Linked DNA regions of Homo sapiens: region 1 is linked to region 2. The links are chromatin loops, found by intact Hi-C in ENCODE. Cell type or tissue: CD4-positive, alpha-beta T cell. All regions are shown on one strand. Links, peaks and the distances in the headings refer to the core of each region. The heading gives the core; the rest is flanking DNA. Region 1 has its middle 9.8 kb from the start of SFPQ. Region 2 overlaps KIAA0319L (KIAA0319 like).

Region 1 (9,143 bases), core at 2,445-7,444, 250 kb after region 2:
GCCTGTTATCCTAGCACTTTGGGAGGCCGAGGTGGTCAGATTGCCCGAGCTCAGGAGCTCGAGACCAGCCTGGGCAACATGGTGAAACCCTGTATCTACTAAAATGCAAAAAAAAAAAAAAAAAAATTAGCCAAACGTGGTGGTGTGTGCCTGTAGTCCCAGCTACTCGGGAGGCTGAGGCAGGAGAATTGCTTGAACCCGGGAGGCAGAGGTTGCAGTGAGCTGAGATGGGGCCACTGCACTCCAGCTTGGCGACAGAGCGAGACTCCGCCTCAAAAAAACAAAAACAAAAACAAAAAAACTTCTTTTTTTATTAGTTTTTTTTTTTTTTGAGACGGAGTCTCGCTCTGTCGTCCAAGCTGGAGTGCAGTGGCATGATCTTGGCTCACTGCAAGCTCCGCCTCCCTGGTTCATGCCATTCTCCTGCTTCAGCCTCCCGAGTAGCTGGAACTACAGGTGCCCGCCACCACGCCTGGCTAATTTTTTGTGTGTTTTTAGTAGAGACGGGGTCTCACCGTGTTAGCCAGGATGGTCTCGATCTCCTGACCTCATGATCCGCCCACCTTGGCTTCCCAAAGTGCTGGTATTACAGGCGTGAGCCACGGCACCTGGCCTTTTTTTTTTTTTTGAACTAGAGTTTTGCTTTATCACCCAGGCTGGAGTGCAGTGGTGCCATCTCAGCTCACTGCAACTTCCGCCTCCCGGGATCAAGCAGTTCTTTTGCCTCAGCCTCCCAAGTCGCTGGGATTACAGGCATGCACCACCACGCCTGGCTAACTCTTGTATTTTTAGTAGAGACGGGGTTTCACCATGTTGGCCAGAATGGTCTTGAACTCCTGACCTCAGTTAATCTGCCCACCTCTGCCTTCCAAAGTGCTAGGATTACAGACGCAAGCCACTGTGCCTGGCCTGTATTTATAAATCTTTAATAACACTCATAAACTGTAATTTTTTACACTTGCCCATTTAATTAGTGATACATGTTTAATTTCAATAAATCATGTAACAAAAACATCTATATATATATTTGTGTGTATGTATATATATGTGTGTGTGTATGTGTGTGTGTGTGTGTGTGTGTATTTTGAGACAGGGTCTCACTGTGTTACCCAGGCTGGAGTGCAGTGGTGTGATCTTGGCTCACTGCAGCCTCAACCTCTTGGGGTCATGTTGATATGGACCAGAGGCAGGGAAATACTGGGTAGAAGAGGGTGGTTCCCCGCAAAAGCCCCACCCACAAGCCTGGGGCTGCAGCCCTAAATAAGAGCTTTACATCTCTCTTTTCCCACCCACACGTTGCTTTTTCCAAAACCACCCTGGCTTGCCATGCCCACCATCCTGTATGCATAAAAACCCCAAACTCCACTGGCAGAGGAGCAGAGTAGCATGGCAGAGAAGGAGAGAAGAGAAGAAGCGTCTGAATGTTGAAGAGACAGCTGGACTATCAGAAAGGAGGTCAGCTGGGGATGGCTGAAATCCAGGGGAAGATTATTTTCCCACTCCACACCCTTTCTAGCTCCCTGTCCCACTGACAGCCACCTCTATCACTCAATGAAACCTCCACATTCACCATCCTTCAAGTCCATGTGGCCAGATTCTTCTTGGGCACCAGAAAAGGACCTGGGTACCAAGAAGGAAAGGTGTAAAAGGCTGTCACCCTGACTCTCCACTGAGCTGGTTAACACTTAGCTGTCTGCAGACAGAAACTGCTAAAAGAACATTAATTGTAGCATACCCTTAGATGCTACCATGGAGATGGAGCCCAAAAGCTCTCGTCAGAGCCCCAGCACCCACTTGCCTGCATGCTCCCCCTCCCACAAAGGGTTTCAGGATGGCAGCCGAGTAAGTGAGCCACACTCCTGTTGCAAGTCCTGTGAAGTGGTCCAGGGGGCTCTCCTGTCTTAAAGCAAGCCTCCCACCTCAGCCTCCCCAGTAGCTGGGACTACAGGCACATGCCATGACTCTCGGTTAAATTTTGTATTTTTTGTAGAGATAGGGGTTTCGCCATGTTGCCCAGGTTGGTCTTGAACTGGCTTCAAGCGATCCACCTGCTTCAGCCTCCCAAAGTGCTAGGATTACAGGCATGAGCCACCACACATGACCTACAAAAAATATTATTTTTCCATCAATCCATTTAAAAGTGGTATGTGGCCCAAGCATGGTGGCTCACGCCTGTAATCCCAGCACTTTGGGAGACCAAGGCGGGTGGATCACCTGAGGTCAGGAATTTGAGACCAGCCTGGCCAACATGGTGAAACGCTGTCTCTACTAAAAATACAAAAAATCAGCAGGGCATGGTGGCACACGCCTGTAGTTCCAGCTACTCAGGAGACTGAGGCAGGAGAATCGCTTGAACCTGGCAGGCAGAGGTTGTAATGAGCCATGATCTGTCACCCAGGCTGGAGTACAGTGGCACGATCTCAGCTCACTGCAATCTCTGCCTCCTGGGCTCAAGAGATTCTCCTGCCTCAGCCTCCTGAATAGTTGGGATTACAGGCCTGTGCCACATACCCAGCTCATTTTTGTATTTTTAGTAGAGACAGGGTTTCACCATGTTGGCCAGGCTGGTCTGCAACTCCTGACCTCAGGTGATCCGCCCACCTCAGCCTCCCAAAGTGCTGGTATTACAGGAATGAGCCACTGCGCCCAGCCTCATATGTTGAAATTTAAACAGATCGAGAAATGAGCCCAGAGTGAAATAAATAAATAAAAAAATAAATATAAATAAGTTTTTATTAATTTATTTTTTTGAGATAGAGTCCCGCTGTGTTCCCCAGGCTGGAGTGCGGTGGCTGGATCTCAGCTCACTGTAACCTCTGCCTCCCAGGTTCAAACAATTCTCCTCCTCAGCCTCCCAAGTAGCTGTGATTACAGGCGTGCGCCACCACACCTGGCTGTTTTTTTAAATTTTTAGTAGAGACGAGGTTTCACCATGTTGGCCAGGCTGGTCTTGGACTCCTGACCTCAAGTGATCCACCTCCCAAAATGCTGGGATTACAGGCATGAGCCACCACGCCTGGCCAATAAAAAGAAATTTAAACAGATATAACTATACATCAAAAAGATAATTCATAATTGGGTATTTGGGATTCTTCCATTTTATTTGTTAATGAATTCTTGCATTTTATTTTCAATTACTGTATTTACAATGTATTTATAATTAGTGGACTTAAGAGAACATATTTTGTTTGTAAGAGATAGACACATTTTGGGGCTACTATTTGTATGTACTTTCCAAATAACATTTGTGAGCATAGGTAATCTTTATCCCCCCATAAATGAATAAGAAGTCCAACTGGATATAGTTATCCCTATGGACAGGATAACTTGCTGTTTAAAGGTCTGGATATGGACTATGCAGGTGTAAATCTTGGTTCTATCACTTCATAACTATGTGACTCTCGGTGACTTAATCCCTTATCTTAAAAAAAGGGGGTGAAATAAGAAAAATAAATAATTACGGGGTTGTGAAAATTAAATGAGTTAATGCACGTAAAGCCCACACACGTAAAATCCATTTTAGAAAATCTAGAAATTGCAGAAAAATAGGAAACCAGAAATCATCCAACCTTAGTAACTTAATGGACAGTGGCTAATCCCAATGGTGCTTTTGTACAAATTAGAAAAACTGGCCCTTCCTCAAGATACTTGACTGCTATCAGCCAGAAAGCTGTCTTAGTGGGGGGGGGGGGGGGCACTATTTATTAATTATACTGGGATATCAAACATAAACTAAGATTGTCTTAAGCAAAAGAAGACCTTGCCTCTGGATGACAATGTAGACAATGTAGGATGTTTTTGATTTAATGCTATTAGTAATCATGTGGAGATGAACAAATTTATACATAAAATTTTTCTGTATTTAGAATTTAGGCTAGATTCCAGCACCTGGCAGGCACACAGAGGGTATTTGTTAAATAAATGAATGAATGAAAGCGGGGAGGATGCAGAGAGGGAGGGAGAGGGGGAGGGAAAAGGAGAGAGAGAGGGAGAAAATGAATTTGCCAAATTATTTTTCAAAAGAATTATGTCAGTAGTGGCTGTTTAAATTTGTGTTAACTTAGATGAAAAATAGTCTCTCATTTTTATTTCTAGTTCTGTAATTATCATCAGAGGATGAATATTTTCCATGTGTTAGTTCATTTATTTTGGCTATTAATTGGGATCTTGATTATTTTTCTTATAAAATTGTACACATCCTTTACATAGGAAAGATATTAACCACTTATTATAATTTTTTCTTGCAATTATTTTTTCAATTTAACTTTTAATTTTTATTATCGTCTTGGTTTTTAACCTGGTGGTTTCTAATCTTCATGCAGGGAAATTTACTAATATTTTGTTTTGTGATTTATTCTATCAGAGTAAATCTTAAAAATTGCCCTTCCTGACAAAGATCTGATATTCACTTCTATTTTCTTCTCATTCTTTCTGGGTTTGTTTAAAAAATACACATATTTCTTTTATCCATCTAGAATCAGTTTGATTATATATATATACATATATACATATATATACACATATATATACATATATACATATATACATATATACATATATATACATATATACATATATATACATATATACATATATATACATATATATACATATATAGCAAATTAAATACTCTAATACCATTTGTTGAATATTTCTTTCCTTTCTCATTAATTTCTGAAGTACACTTATGGTAAAAATTTATACCTACCTCTGAGCTATCTTCCTCCATTTGATGAGTCTTTAAACTCCATTTTTTTTTTTTTTACCTTTAAAATCAGTTCAAGTGGTAAACTTAGGGGCAGCTGAAAATAAATGCCTTCAAGACTAAAGTAACTGTGTGGAAAAAACCTGGAAAGATATTTAGTTCAGTGTGGGGGTGACAGGTGATGAATATGGGGTCGCTCATCATGACTAAGGAAGACCTCTCCCCATCCCCCAACACAATAAAGAAATAAATTAGATGGAGAAATAATTAAATAAATAAAGGTACTACAAACAGAGCACGTTTTCCCTAAATAAAGGAAGGCAGTAACAGAGGAAGACACTGCAGTTAATCCAATGTTTCTCTCATTAAGAGAGGCAATCTAGATACTGATTAGATCTACTGGAAAATTTACCCAGGTATTGAAATCAACCCTTCCAAAAGGTTCTTTGCTTGGAGGCTCAATAACAATAGAGTAATGGAGTGTATGCCGCTATTTGCTTTCCAAGGAGATGGAGGAAGTGGCACAGCCACTGAGACACCTAGTGGTGAGGGTTTTACTGCACGGTTAGAGTTTGCCAGTTGGGCTCATCTAAGAGCCACTTCCTTGGGGGAGGCAGTGTGCATTTGAGGAGCTTAGATGTCCTTCTTTTAGCTCTCCTTTTCTGCCCCCAGCAAAATAATTTGAGCTCTCTATTGTGTGCATGAAGCCTCAGAGACAAGCGCTGATAGATCTGAAAACTGAATAGCCTCTTCAAAGTTGGAAAAGAGAACTACGAAGCTAAATTAACACCTGCTGACCAACATGGTTTCTCAAGCCCTGGGGGACAGCTGAAGATGTAAATTTAGTCAATTGAATTAATATTCATTAGAGAGCGGCAGCGTGTTTCATCAAGCATATTATTTCCATCCCCTACCCTTCTAGGCCTTATAAATACTCAAACAAGAGGATAATTATAATTTTCATTTTATTGTAATTATAGTGTTTGAACTGTAAGTTCACCCACATTCAGAGTATTACAAGGTAAAGATTGTTCTACATATTATTCAGGCATGATAATTGACCACAGATGTGAACTACAGAGTTGTGTTTAATATCTGAAATTTGTCATTTATGTTGAGGACATTCTTCAATGGTTCAGAAAAGGAAAGATTAATGGGCTCATTCACTTATTCATTTGTTCAAATATAGAGTATCACAGCACTAGGCCCTGAGGATTTGGTGCTTAAAAGAGAATCTCAGTCATTGTCCTCATGATCTTACAGGCTAAAGTGTACAATTTTGCAAGTCTCTATAATAAAGTGGGATGAATACTATAGGAGTGAAAGTACAGGATGCTAATGAAATGCAGCAACTTGGTCCTTGGGGTCACAGAAGGCCTCCAGAGAAGGGCAAGTGTAAGTCAAGTCCTGAAAGATGGATAAGAGCTAACCATAAAGGAGGGAGACGGTGACCAGGAAGATACTATTTCAGGTGAGAACGTGAGAAGTTAAAAGAACTAAAGGCAGTCAGTGTGACTACAGCAAAGAATTCAGGAGTCAGGGATGAGGCTGGGGAGGAATGCGATGGCCAGGGAATGGAGGGACATCATAGGAGTTAAGGAGGTTGTTTTTTCTCCTAAGGGCAATAGGAAGACAATAAGGAATTTAAAAGAGGGGAACTGAAGCATCAGATTTGCCTTTAAAAATGATAATTTGCTTGCTGCCTGGAAAATAGGAAGGAGGAAGGCAATTGGGATGACCAGTCAGAAAGCTTTTGCAGAAGTCTAGGTGAGAAATCATGTTACATTGTTAGTTTCCAGTGTGTATCCTGGATGTAATAAAACAACGTTAGCTTGGCTGGGCATAGTGACCTGTGCCTGTAGACTCAGGAGGCTGAGGTGGGAGGATCACTTGAGCACAGAAGTTTGAGACCAGCCTGGGCAACATAATGAGACTCCACCTCTCAAGAAATAAAAAAGAGAGAGAAAGAATAATGTTACCTTGGATTACAGTAATGGTGGTTTTTTAATCTGAAAGATGAGCAAATAATACTATAAATCTCAGAGTTGTAATAAGAATTCAATATTAAGGCCGAGTACAGTGGCTCACGGCTATAATCCCAGCACTTTGGGAGGCCAAGGTGGGTGGATCACCTGATGTCAGGAGTTCGAGACCAGCCTGGCCAACATGATGAAACCCTGTCTCTACTAAAAATACAAAAATTAGGTGGGCCTGGTGGTAGGTACCTGTAGTCCCAGGTACTTGGGAGGCTGAGGCAGGAGAATTGCTTGAACCCAGGAGGCGGAGGTTGCAGTGAGCCAAGATCGCAATACTGCACTCCAGCCTGGGCGACAGAGCAAGACTCCATCTCAACAAAACAAAACAAAACAAAACAATACCAAAAACAAAAACACAATTCAATATTAAGTATTTACTACATTGTATGGCATAAACTAAATGATCAGTTGATTTTGGCTATTTTGATACTGGCTATTATTTGAAGTAGATATTACTCACAGTATTAAATAATTACTCTTTTGGTACACATACCAAACTTTTAACTTTTATTTAGAGACAGAATCTTGCTCTGTCACCCAGGATAGAGTTTAGTGGCACCATCACAACTCACTGCAACCTCCAACTCCTGGGTCCTGGCTTCAAGAGATCCCTCCACTTCAGTCTCCCAAGTAGCTAGGACTACAGGCACCTGCCACCACGCCCAGATAACTTCTTCTTATTACTTTTTTAGATATGGGGTCTTGCTATGTTGCCCAGGCTGGTCTCAAACTCCTGGCCTGAAGTGGTCCTCCTGTCTCAGCCTTTTGAATAGCTGGGATTACAGGCTCAAACCAGTGCACCTGGCTTTACTGAGCACTTAGAAAGTACTAAACACTTCACACGATCCTCACAATGTCCCCAAAAAGCAAGTGTGTCAGAAAAGTGAAAGATCTTGGGACAATACCCTGCTCAGATGGAAACAGCCTGTTCTTCACCATTATGCTTTTATTTATTCATTCACTCAACAAATGTTTATTTCTGTGCTAGTGTCTGTTTTAGGTGCCAGTGATACAGCCTTAAAGAAGTCAGAGTTTCAGTCCAACAGAGGAGACAGACAATGGACAAATGAAGAAATAGGCTGCATGCGGTGGCTCATGCCTGTAATTCCAGCACTTTGGGAGGCTGAGGCTGGCAGGTCACTTAAGGTCAGGAGTTTGAGATCAGCCTGGCCAACATGGTGAAATCCCATTTCCACTAAAAATACAAAAATTAGCTGGGTGTGTGAGCCAAGATCGTGCCACTGCACTCCAGCCTGGGTGACACAGTGAGAATCTGTCTCAAAAAAAAAAAAAAAAAAAAAAGAAAAAAAAGAAAAAAGAAAGAGAAAAAAGAAATAAACAAGAAAACACAAGTTGTGAAGACAGCTATAATGTATATTACATACAGGATGTTATAACAGAGAGGAGGAGCCTACTTTGGATGTGATGATGAGCACAGAAGACTTCTCTGAGGTGATTTTCAAGCTCAGATAGAAGGATGAAGAGATCATTCCATAAAGCAGCGAAGGAAAAAAAAAGATTAAGAAAAGATATCTGTGCAAAGAGCCGGGGCGGGGCGAGTGGGGAGAACACTGCAGGCTGAGTAAAGAGCAAGTGCAAATGCCCTGAGGCAAAACATACAGGTAAAGTAACTTGATAAATCTTAAGAATAGCTAGCGCCGGTGGCTCACGCCTGTAATCCCAGCACTTTGGGAGGCCGAGGCGGGCAGATCACAAGGTCAGGAGATCAAGTCCATCCTGGCTAACGCGGTGAAACCCTGTTTCTACTAAAAATACAAAAAATTAGCTGGGCGTGCTGGTGGGTACCTGTAGTCCCAGCTACTTGTGAGGCTGAGGCAGGAGAATGGCGTGAACCCGGGAGGCGGAGCTTGCAGTGAACCGAGGTCGTGCCACTGCACTCCAGCCTGGGCGACAGAGTGAGACTCCATCTCAGAAAAAAAAAAAAAAAAAAAAAAAAAAAAAAAAAAAAAAATAGCTAGGGCTTAGTGCAAATAGAGTAGGGAATTAGGGAGGTAAGACTGGGAAGGCAGGCAGGGGTCAGACCAAGTCAGGACGTGTAGACCTTGCTAAGGTATTTGGATTTTATTCTAACAACAATGGGAAGCCATTGAGGGCCTTTAAATAGGGGAAACAAATTACATTATTTGATTTTTTTTTTTTGAGTGAGCTGAGATCGCTCTATTGCACTCCAGCCTAGGTGACAGAGTGAGACTCCATCTCAAAAAGAAAAAATAAATAGATAAATAAACAAATAACACTCTAGCTGCCATGTGAAGAATGGATCAGAAGACCGAAATATTAGTGGTTGCAGGACTTTACGTGAGACATAGAGATGGAGAAGATTAGGATGTAGTGGTAGAGGGGGAGGATTCAAGATATACTTTGGAGGTAGAACCAATCTT
Region 2 (9,143 bases), core at 2,454-7,453:
CTACTGCAAACCTGACAGTGAACAAAGCTGTGGATTACCCCCCTGTGGCCAACGCAGGCCCCAACCAAGTGATCACCCTGCCCCAAAACTCCATCACCCTCTTTGGGAACCAGAGCACTGATGATCATGGCATCACCAGCTATGAGTGGTCACTCAGCCCAAGCAGCAAAGGGAAAGTGGTGGAGATGCAGGTAGGAGGGAATGGTTCCTATTTTTTCTTGCCCAAGAGAAGTAGAGCTGCTGGACTGCATTTTTAGAAACCTCCAAACAAACTGAGAAAGCTTTAGGGGCCTTTGATTAACGTGGTAGCAAAAATCTTTATCTTGGCCGGGTATGGTGGCTCACGCCTGTAATCCCAGCACTTTGGGAAGCTGAGGCGGGCGGATCATGAGGTCAGGAGTTCGAGACCAGCCTGGCCAACATTGTGAAACCCCGTCTCTACTAAAGATAAAAAAATTAGCCGGGCGTAGTGGCGTGCGCCTGTAATCCCAGCTACTTGGGAGGCTGAGGCAGGAGAATCCCTTGAACCTAGGAGGCGGAGGTTGCAGTGAGCCGAGATCACGCCATTGCACTCCAGCCTGGGTGACAGAGCAAGACTCCATCTCAAAAAAAAAAAAAAAAAAAAAAAAATTATCTTAAATGTTTAGTATTAGAGGAAAAGGCTGAGAAATGTTAGTTGTTCTGGATGACTCCAGAGAGTCAAACTATTTAGAAGCTACAAGGGTGCAAATCTTAGTGAGCTCTATAACAAGTTAGAGTAGATTGGCTAGATGGTGAGTATCTTCTCTCTAGAGATGCTTAAGAAGAGAGACTAGATCTGTCACCAGGCAGGTAACATAAAGAAAGAAAACTGGATGGTGGCTGTGCTGAACTTAAGCCCTGACTAAAGGAGTCATCTACTCTTCAGGTCCAGCTGGTTGTTGCCACATGGAAGGATGGTCCTAACATTGCTTGATAACCCAGCTTTTCAAGAGAAGAAAGAAATTGAGACCTTTATGTGAAAATTTCCAATATGAGAGACACCACAGGCCAAAAAAAATATTTGCAAGCTGGATTCAGCCCATGGGCTACTAGTTTTTGCCTACTGCTCTACAGGAAGTTCCTGCATTGGAAGTTTGCCCAAAATTATTTATAATGTCCCTCAAGATTCTATATTTCTCAGTTTTAAGGCCTCCCTTAAAGCCTCCATTTTACCTGACTTTTGTTTAAATGTTATGTTAGGTTGTTGCAGAACCTGTACAGACCTGAAGGAGACAGTATGGTGTTATACAGCATCTTGAGCTGCTGCCATGTTTCACTGAGACAGCTTTGTTAGGAGCACTGTGTAGCTTCAGTAGGAAGAGGATCTTTTTAAACAGTGTTTTTAAAACTGGGTCATTTATTGTTTGTTCACGGTATTCTTTCTGGTTTGAGTCATAGAGACTGGCCTTGGTAATCTCTGCACATTTCCCAATACTGCCCTCTCTTATGAGAGTTCTGGCTTTATTTGAAACTGCTGCTGTGTCAGAGAGGGTTGTTTCCTTGAAGGGGGAAACCCTTAGCAAGGTGCCTCATGATATCTGACTCCATATTCACTCACATGCTGAACTGGTACGTAATAGCCCAGTACCATCTTAGGTCTTTGGTTTAGAAAACTAAATCGTTTTTACCAGAGTCGGAATTATTGTGTGATGTGATTCCTGGAGTCCACTTTTCCACTTCTGTATTTGTATTTGTAGGGTGTTAGAACACCAACCTTACAGCTCTCTGCGATGCAAGAAGGAGACTACACTTACCAGCTCACAGTGACTGACACAATAGGACAGCAGGCCACTGCTCAAGTGACTGTTATTGTGCAACCTGGTAAGCTCCAGCCTTGTGGTTCAGGCTCTTCTATTGGTGGGTCCATTTAACCTTGGGGGAAAAGAGTGTTGGGTTCTGAGCTGTATGAGGGTAGAAGCAGAAGGCACCGATCCATAGAGCCTCTGGTGACTTCTATTGTTCCTTCCCCTTGTGCTTTCTTCATAGCTAGAGATGAAGGATACTTCCCAGCCTCAGCTTGTGCCCTTCCCTTGGCTTGTTGTTGGTACCTTCAAAGAGACCTAGGAAATAGAGTTTATGCCATCCCAAATCCTAAAAAGTAATTGCGGTTTTTGCCATTCCTTTCAATAGCAATTACTTTTGCACCAACCCAATACCACGTCCTTGAAGGGCCTGCTTAAAACTGACTTCCTCAGGACAGCCCTGTCTTGTCACTCAAATCCTTTCATTTGAACTCCCTTAGCATTAGAGTTCAAGTTTAGTATGGCATTATAACTTCATTATGTTCTATGTTTCTGTCAGAATTGCTTGATATGTTTCAGCCTTATATTCTTTATTGTGTGCTCCCTGACGGTAACCACATCTCCCACAGTATCTGACAGTTCTGTGGCCTGAGAGGCAGAGTCCATGGCTTCCAGAACATGTGTCCCAATTGGTTCCTCTCCTTTCCCACCTGGACTGGCTGCTTTTGACCTCTAACTCTTTGTCTTCCAGAAAACAATAAGCCTCCTCAGGCAGATGCAGGCCCAGATAAAGAGCTGACCCTTCCTGTGGATAGCACAACCCTGGATGGCAGCAAGAGCTCAGATGATCAGAAAATTATCTCATATCTCTGGGAAAAAACACAGTGAGTATTGACACAAAATCCTTATTTTTGCAAAGCCTCCAGACCTTGGAAGAGCAAGGTTTTATTTGCTATTATGAGTTGAGTTGCTCTTATTGGCTTATCCAGTGGGGTGACTGAGGAAGAAATGTTTGCAATTCCAAACTTCAACTCCAAGAAAATGATATTATAATCATAATTTTTGTAAGAAAAAAAGAATGCTTGCCATCAACTAGTCCCCAGGTAGTACTGTGTGATCCTGGTGCTTTTTCAGGTACAATCCATCTGCTGAAATGCAGAGTTTAATTACACTTGAGAGGCAGGATGGAAGGGGTAATGGAGCAGAAAAATACTGTTGCTCAGAATTAACTGGGTAAGGCTGGCACGGGGGATGGGGCAGAGCAGCTATTAAGAGAAATTGAAAATACATCCATAAAATGAAAGCATTACTCTGTTATTGTTTTCTTGAAGACACCATTTACCAATTAAGTTAGCCAGAGGCCAAAGGCGGTAATCAAAATAATTCTAATTACATAGAAATTACCTAACTGAACCATTCTTAGTTCCTGTAGTTTCTTTTAGCTCCTTTAAAGCATAACTAATGCAACTGAAATTATATGCAGGATCCCACAAGTAGCAAAAGAATTCTAAGAAGAGTTAAAAGTATTCTCTGTTTCCAAAGGTAGCAACCATAGGACAGCCTGGGTTTTTTTTTGTATTGTGTTTGTTTGTTTGTTTGTTTGTTTGTTTGTTTGACAAAGGCATTGGAGATGGGTGGAAAAGAACTTTAATTTGACTATACAAATGACTTGCTTTTGAGATTGCTGAGTTGGAATCTAGAAATTATTTCCCTCAGCTCTTGTTTTTATCTTTTGTAGAACATAATCTTACCCAGCCCAGGGTGTTTTTAATTATAATTGTTTATTGAAGATATGGCTGATAGACCTTTTAGCTGAGTTTTATTAGTGTTTACAGCAGAGATAATGCTTAGCATAGCTTCTTGAAGGAGACTGTGCTTCAGGAGGAGCTACCAGGATCAGAGGCTGTAACTTTAAAAGGCAAAACAAAGTAAATCCTGGATGTCTGCAGATTTCTCTGGCTTTCCTGTAGTTAAAAGCTCTGGGGCATTTTGATCCTTGAGCAGAGGGCTCTCTGGCTGTGTGCAGCCTGAATGTTGGCACAGAGCTCCCTTGGCTGCTGCAGGCAAGTCTCTGAGGCCACAAGGGGGAAGAAGGGTTGTAGGGTGTCCTAGGTGCTTGATGGCCCCTGTCCAGGAGCTGGAGGGAACTTTGCTTATAGAGTTGCTACAAACAAGATGATTTTGTCCTGAGAGTTCCTCTGCAGTCTTGCCCCATTTCCTTTTCTTTCATCAGGAAGGATTTGGGCACGTGATTAAGAAATGCATTTTGCTTCCTTGCTGGCAAGAGCCAAACCAACTACTGGGCCAGAAATGCTTTTTAGAAACATCACTCTTAAATCATTCTTTTGATCAGAGACTTGCTCAGAGAACTTTCTTCCTTTTACAAACTAGAATGGTAAAGCGTTCAAGTGTTCTAGAAGCTCATATAAAGGATAAGGCTAGAGGTGTTTGAAAGCTATTTGAATTTTCTGACCAGCAGGCAGCCTGTATTTTGAGGCCAAATGACACTTTGTCCAATTGAAATATTTTTAAACATGTCTTGTCAAGGTCTGGGTAACAGTAGTTCGTGTCTTTGCTGAGGGAGTCATTGTCTCCTCCTGCTAAGTTAGGGACAGGACAGCAGCAGACAGGTACAACTCTACCCTCTAGTTTCTTTTTTTGCAGGGGACCTGATGGGGTGCAGCTCGAGAATGCTAACAGCAGTGTTGCTACTGTGACTGGGCTGCAAGTGGGGACCTATGTGTTCACCTTGACTGTCAAAGATGAGAGGAACCTGCAAAGCCAGAGCTCTGTGAATGTCATTGTCAAAGAAGGTACCTCTCTGCCTCCAGTTTGTGTAGCAGCCTCTTAGGGTCAGATAGCTGAAGAATTTATCCTGTCATGTTTGCCTGCAGAAATTGATTAGAGATAGCAAGAGGTGGGTAAGAGGGTTGGGGTGAGGGCAATTGTTATTTTCTTTTCTAAAACAGCCTTTAATTGGACTGTAAGGTGAATTTTAACTTCCCTCCCTCCTCCTGCTTACATCTTCCCTTCCCTCTCATCCCCTTACTTTCTTTTCAGTCCTCCCTCCTTCCCTCCTTACTTTATTTCTCAGTTGAATAGGGAAAGAATTAAGGGTTCTATTCTTTGCATTTTTATTTTGCCCCTCTGCATTGCTGAGACCTGGGCCGTGACTCCTGTTAGCTACAGTGACACCTGCTGTCAGGCTTGAGAATGACGGCCGCACTACAGCTGACTATGCTTGCCCTGAGCCTTTGAGCTGAGGCCAGCCAGAGGCCTTGCTCTAGTTTACAGGCACAGTGACCAGTGAGAGCTGTGGGAGAGGGCCTTAAGTTGAGGGCCTTAAGTTGATAGCAGGAAAAACCATCAGATATGCAGACCTCCAGACATAAGATACCAAGCTGAGTAAATACTGCACAGACATCTGAATATACAGAGCTTCACGTGGGGCTCCGAATAAGAGAGGTAGCTCTTTGTTTTCTCTTGTGAAGTTCCAAGGAAGGGGTCCAAAAAGATATTCAGAGAATAACATTTTAAGATATTTTGAAGGAGAATTTGCAAGATCAGCTAGGTGAAACCTAAACTCCAAGGTTTTAAGCCAGTTTGGGCCGTTATTTCTGATCATCACATACCTCCAAAGCAGAGAAATGGATTCCATTTGGGAAGGCTGCTGGGAGAATATGAGAGGAAAGCACACTCGTCCCCTCTGTTGTACAGTGTTAGGAGAACATTTCTCTGGGTAGGACTGGAACCTCAGGACTGCAGCGCTGGTAGCTTTCATCTACACTGTTGGTTGGTGGCAGGGACAGGCACTTAAAAAGGTTCTCCAGTTAAGGTACTCTTGATGTTTTAATTTCCCCATAAGCATCATGAAGAAACATTTCTTCTTTTCCAGAATGTCACATTATGTCAATGATTTCTTTTTGATTAGAAATAAACAAACCACCTATAGCCAAGATAACTGGGAATGTGGTGATTACCCTACCCACGAGCACAGCAGAGCTGGATGGCTCTAAGTCCTCAGATGACAAGGGAATAGTCAGCTACCTCTGGACTCGAGATGAGGGGAGCCCAGCAGCAGGGGTAAGTGTGCTAGGAGCTGGAGAGCTACACAGGAGTGGGGAGGAGGAGGAGCCACGCGTTCCAGTATATGCTTTAATCAAGTGGTCCCTTATATCAAACCCAGATTGTTCTCTGAAATCCAGGGAGGTGAAGTGACTTGCTTAGGGTCATTCTGTAAGCTAGTATAGCACAGAATGGGTTTCCCTTCCCTGATCCTAGCAGTTGTAGGCTGCAATGCTGTTCCGTATCAGGAACTGCCCAAGGTTGAAACAGTTCAGCCCTGAAGGGCCTAGTTATGGTGAAAGCAGCAACTGACTCCAGGAAAGGAATGGCATTTTGTTCTGTAACATAGCCATGTTGTTCAACCCTACAGGAGGTGTTAAATCACTCTGACCATCACCCTATCCTTTTTCTTTCAAACCTGGTTGAGGGAACCTACACTTTTCACCTGAAAGTGACCGATGCAAAGGGTGAGAGTGACACAGACCGGACCACTGTGGAGGTGAAACCTGGTGAGTTCATTTAGTGATGAGGCTGAGTAGAATTGCTGAATCAGCCAATCAAGGCCTCTATCCTGAGATCCCCTTCCCCGAGCATGGACAGAGCCAGATGGCATGTCCAGCTTTAAAAATAATCGAGAAACCCCAAGCTGAAAAATCCATAGAGACCGTCTGTTCCAATAATACCTCCTACCCATGCAGAAATACAGACCTCCCCCTATTCATCTCAGATGGAGAAACAAACTCAGAGAGGGCAGGACTTGCTCAGTGTCACACAGCAGTTGTGTCAGAGCCAGGCCTTTGTGCTCGTAGTCCAGCACTTTCTCCTCTCCTCGTGACTGATGAGAGAGGGCTCAGAGTGCTTGGGAATCTGAGCATGGGAATAGCTTGAGTCATGATGTCTCATCAGCATCCAGATGCAGAAAACAATTTATTTTTATAAGTTGAGCCTCAGGCCTTGTCTGATAATCCAGGGAAGGTAAAGTAATAGTGCTCTTTACATTTTTCAGCTTTGCAGAAATAAAAATTTTCTTCTTAAATAGAACCATGTTTTTATTTTGCTTTGAGATTAATATGGTGATAGGGAGGCACTGAGTATGGAGGTGGGATAGAGCTGTATAAATTCCTGAGCTTCTGATGAAATGGTATTAACTTTAAACCTACTCTTTATTATCTAGGCCAACCTCATATATGGATGTTTTGGACAGGAAGGGATCTTGGGAGGTCTTCCAGTCCTTGTCCTGCCTCTAGGAAGGACAGTAGCTGAGACACTATAAAATCTCTTTGGTGTTTAAAGTCAGATCACAGATAGTCTACTAATTATGCAAATTATACATCAGAACAGGCAAGTGGTGCATTCAAGTATGTAAATAAGGCATTCCAAACAATCAGTTTGAAATTCCAAATGTAGAACATCTTTAGGACATATTCAAAAGTAAAACATGATAGCCTCACCGTTTTAGAGTTATACAAAGATAGTGCAGCTGTGATGTGGCTCTAAGGAAATCCTTGTGTCTTGGCTGACTGGATTTTCTTTTGTTAACTGTATTTAAACCTGGAGGGACGGATGCATTCCCATTATTGAGGAGGTTGTTGAGATGGACACTTTTCCTCCCATTGTTGTGCACAAAATACAGCGAGGCACTGAAAATCAGATGTGAGTCAGGAGAGATTGCTTAATAACCCCCACTTGGCCTGGATTGCTCAGCACTGCCAGTTGCACAGAGGCTTTTAAAACAAATGTTTAAGTGTTTCTCTCTTCCCCACTCCCGTCATTACTCCCCACCCCTCATTGCATCACTGCTTCAGCCTTATCCCCAGCACATGTGTGGGAATTCTCAGGTTGGTATAGAGAGCAGGAGTGCTTTAGAAGCTTTCTAAGCCAGCCCCAGATTGCCCGATCAGGAATTCACTATTGTCCCTTTCCATTTGAAGGATATCTGAATGTTCTCACTCCTTTCTCTCCTGTGCCAAAGCAAATGCACAGTGGCAGGTCTGTGTTTACTCTCCTACTTCTAAAGCCATGACTGATCCACATGCTTTCCAGATCCCAGGAAAAACAACCTGGTGGAGATCATCTTGGATATCAACGTCAGTCAGCTAACTGAGAGGCTGAAGGGGATGTTCATCCGCCAGATTGGGGTCCTCCTGGGGGTGCTGGATTCCGACATCATTGTGCAAAAGATTCAGCCGTACACGGAGCAGAGGTAGCTGGGCAATGAATGGGGGGAGCAAAGGAAAGACCAGGGGCCCCCGGGCTTCTTGAATGAGCTGAGAAATAGTGTGGTTAGATAGAGAAAGGTGGGCTTTCTGACCAGAAACACTCATGTTGCCTTTTCTTCAATAGACTTCTGTCTTCTAGTGCAGGTGACATGCGCTGTACTAGACACTTCAGCAGGGCTCCAGGGTGTAGGAGGTCAACTATTTTGACAACCACAGTCTAGTAGAGGAGATAAGTAAATATGGAACATTAGTACGGTGTGGGTTTGGTACAACAAGCGGCATTGTGGAACACTGTGGCAAGGACAATGAATTCTTCTAGGAGAGTTGGGGTAGGAGTAATCCAAAGATTTTTCTAGAATAAAGAAAACTTCAACCTGGGCAACATAACAAGACCCCACCTCTACAGAAGATTTAAAAATTAGCCAGGTGCAGTGTGGTTCGCCTGTAGTCCAAGCTATTTGGGAAGCTGAGGCAGGAGAATTACTTGAGCCCAGGGGTTTGAGGCTGCAGTGAGCTCTGATCACACCACTGCACTCCAGCCTGGAAGACAGAGTGAGACTGTCTCAAGAAAAAAAAAAAAAAGAAAAAAAAAGGGGAAAAGGAAACTTATATTGACCAGGCATGGGAGGATGGGGAGGAAATTCAGAACAGGGCAACAGCATTGAGCAATGGCCCTGTGGTATGAAAGTACACAGTTTCTTCCAGAAGAAGTCACTTGGTTCAAGCTTAGTGGCCCCAGGATGTGGTAGAAGACAAGACTGGCAGTGGAGATTGAGAACAGTTATATGCAAGCTGAGGATCTTAGTTTTAATAGTTTGGGTAGGCAGATCCAAGTTGGTTTGTTTTATGTGTGTGAAGTTTTTGTTTTGTTTTTAAAAGCAAGGAATTTCCATAATTTGATTTTTTTTTTTTTTTTTTTAAAGAAAGATCAGTAGTGTGGAAGCTAGTCTAAAATAGGGAGAGACCAAAGGCTGGGAGACCATTCAGGAAGCTTCTGGACTAGTCCAGTGAAAAGGTAATAAAACCTGAATTAAGATAGTGGAAGAAGAGGAGAAGAAATTAAAAGAAATTCAGTGGTAATTCAGTAGTACCTGGC

The links. Hi-C counts contacts between places; a loop is a spot of excess contacts. Peaks named below come from ENCODE experiments on the same cell type or tissue, not always from the same donor. Only the 100,000 strongest peaks of a DNase experiment are listed, where the experiment ranks them.
Region 1: a loop joins it to region 2, with 3.0 times the contacts of the local background. A loop is called at or near these places in 13 of 110 quality-filtered maps.

What each region holds. Positions count from the first base shown.
Region 1 is chr1:35,198,387-35,207,529 of GRCh38, reverse strand. No RefSeq gene overlaps it. Among named protein-coding and RNA genes, the nearest start is that of SFPQ, 9.8 kb to the right of the region's middle. RefSeq lists an enhancer at 5,304-5,483. In CD4-positive, alpha-beta T cell, for the core only: CTCF peaks have their summits at 5,019 and 5,230 (motif pointing left); a DNase peak (open chromatin) is centred at 5,249.
Region 2 is chr1:35,447,061-35,456,203 of GRCh38, reverse strand. KIAA0319L (KIAA0319 like) reads left to right here. Exons shown (of 21, transcript NM_024874.5): 10 at 1-191; 11 at 1,719-1,842; 12 at 2,515-2,647; 13 at 4,428-4,576; 14 at 5,695-5,846; 15 at 6,199-6,337; 16 at 7,872-8,031. Among named protein-coding and RNA genes, the nearest start is that of ZMYM4-AS1, 86 kb to the right of the region's middle. RefSeq lists a silencer at 4,925-5,104. In CD4-positive, alpha-beta T cell, for the core only: a CTCF peak has its summit at 4,949 (motif pointing left); DNase peaks (open chromatin) are centred at 3,883 and 4,963; H3K27ac peaks cover 1,826 bases.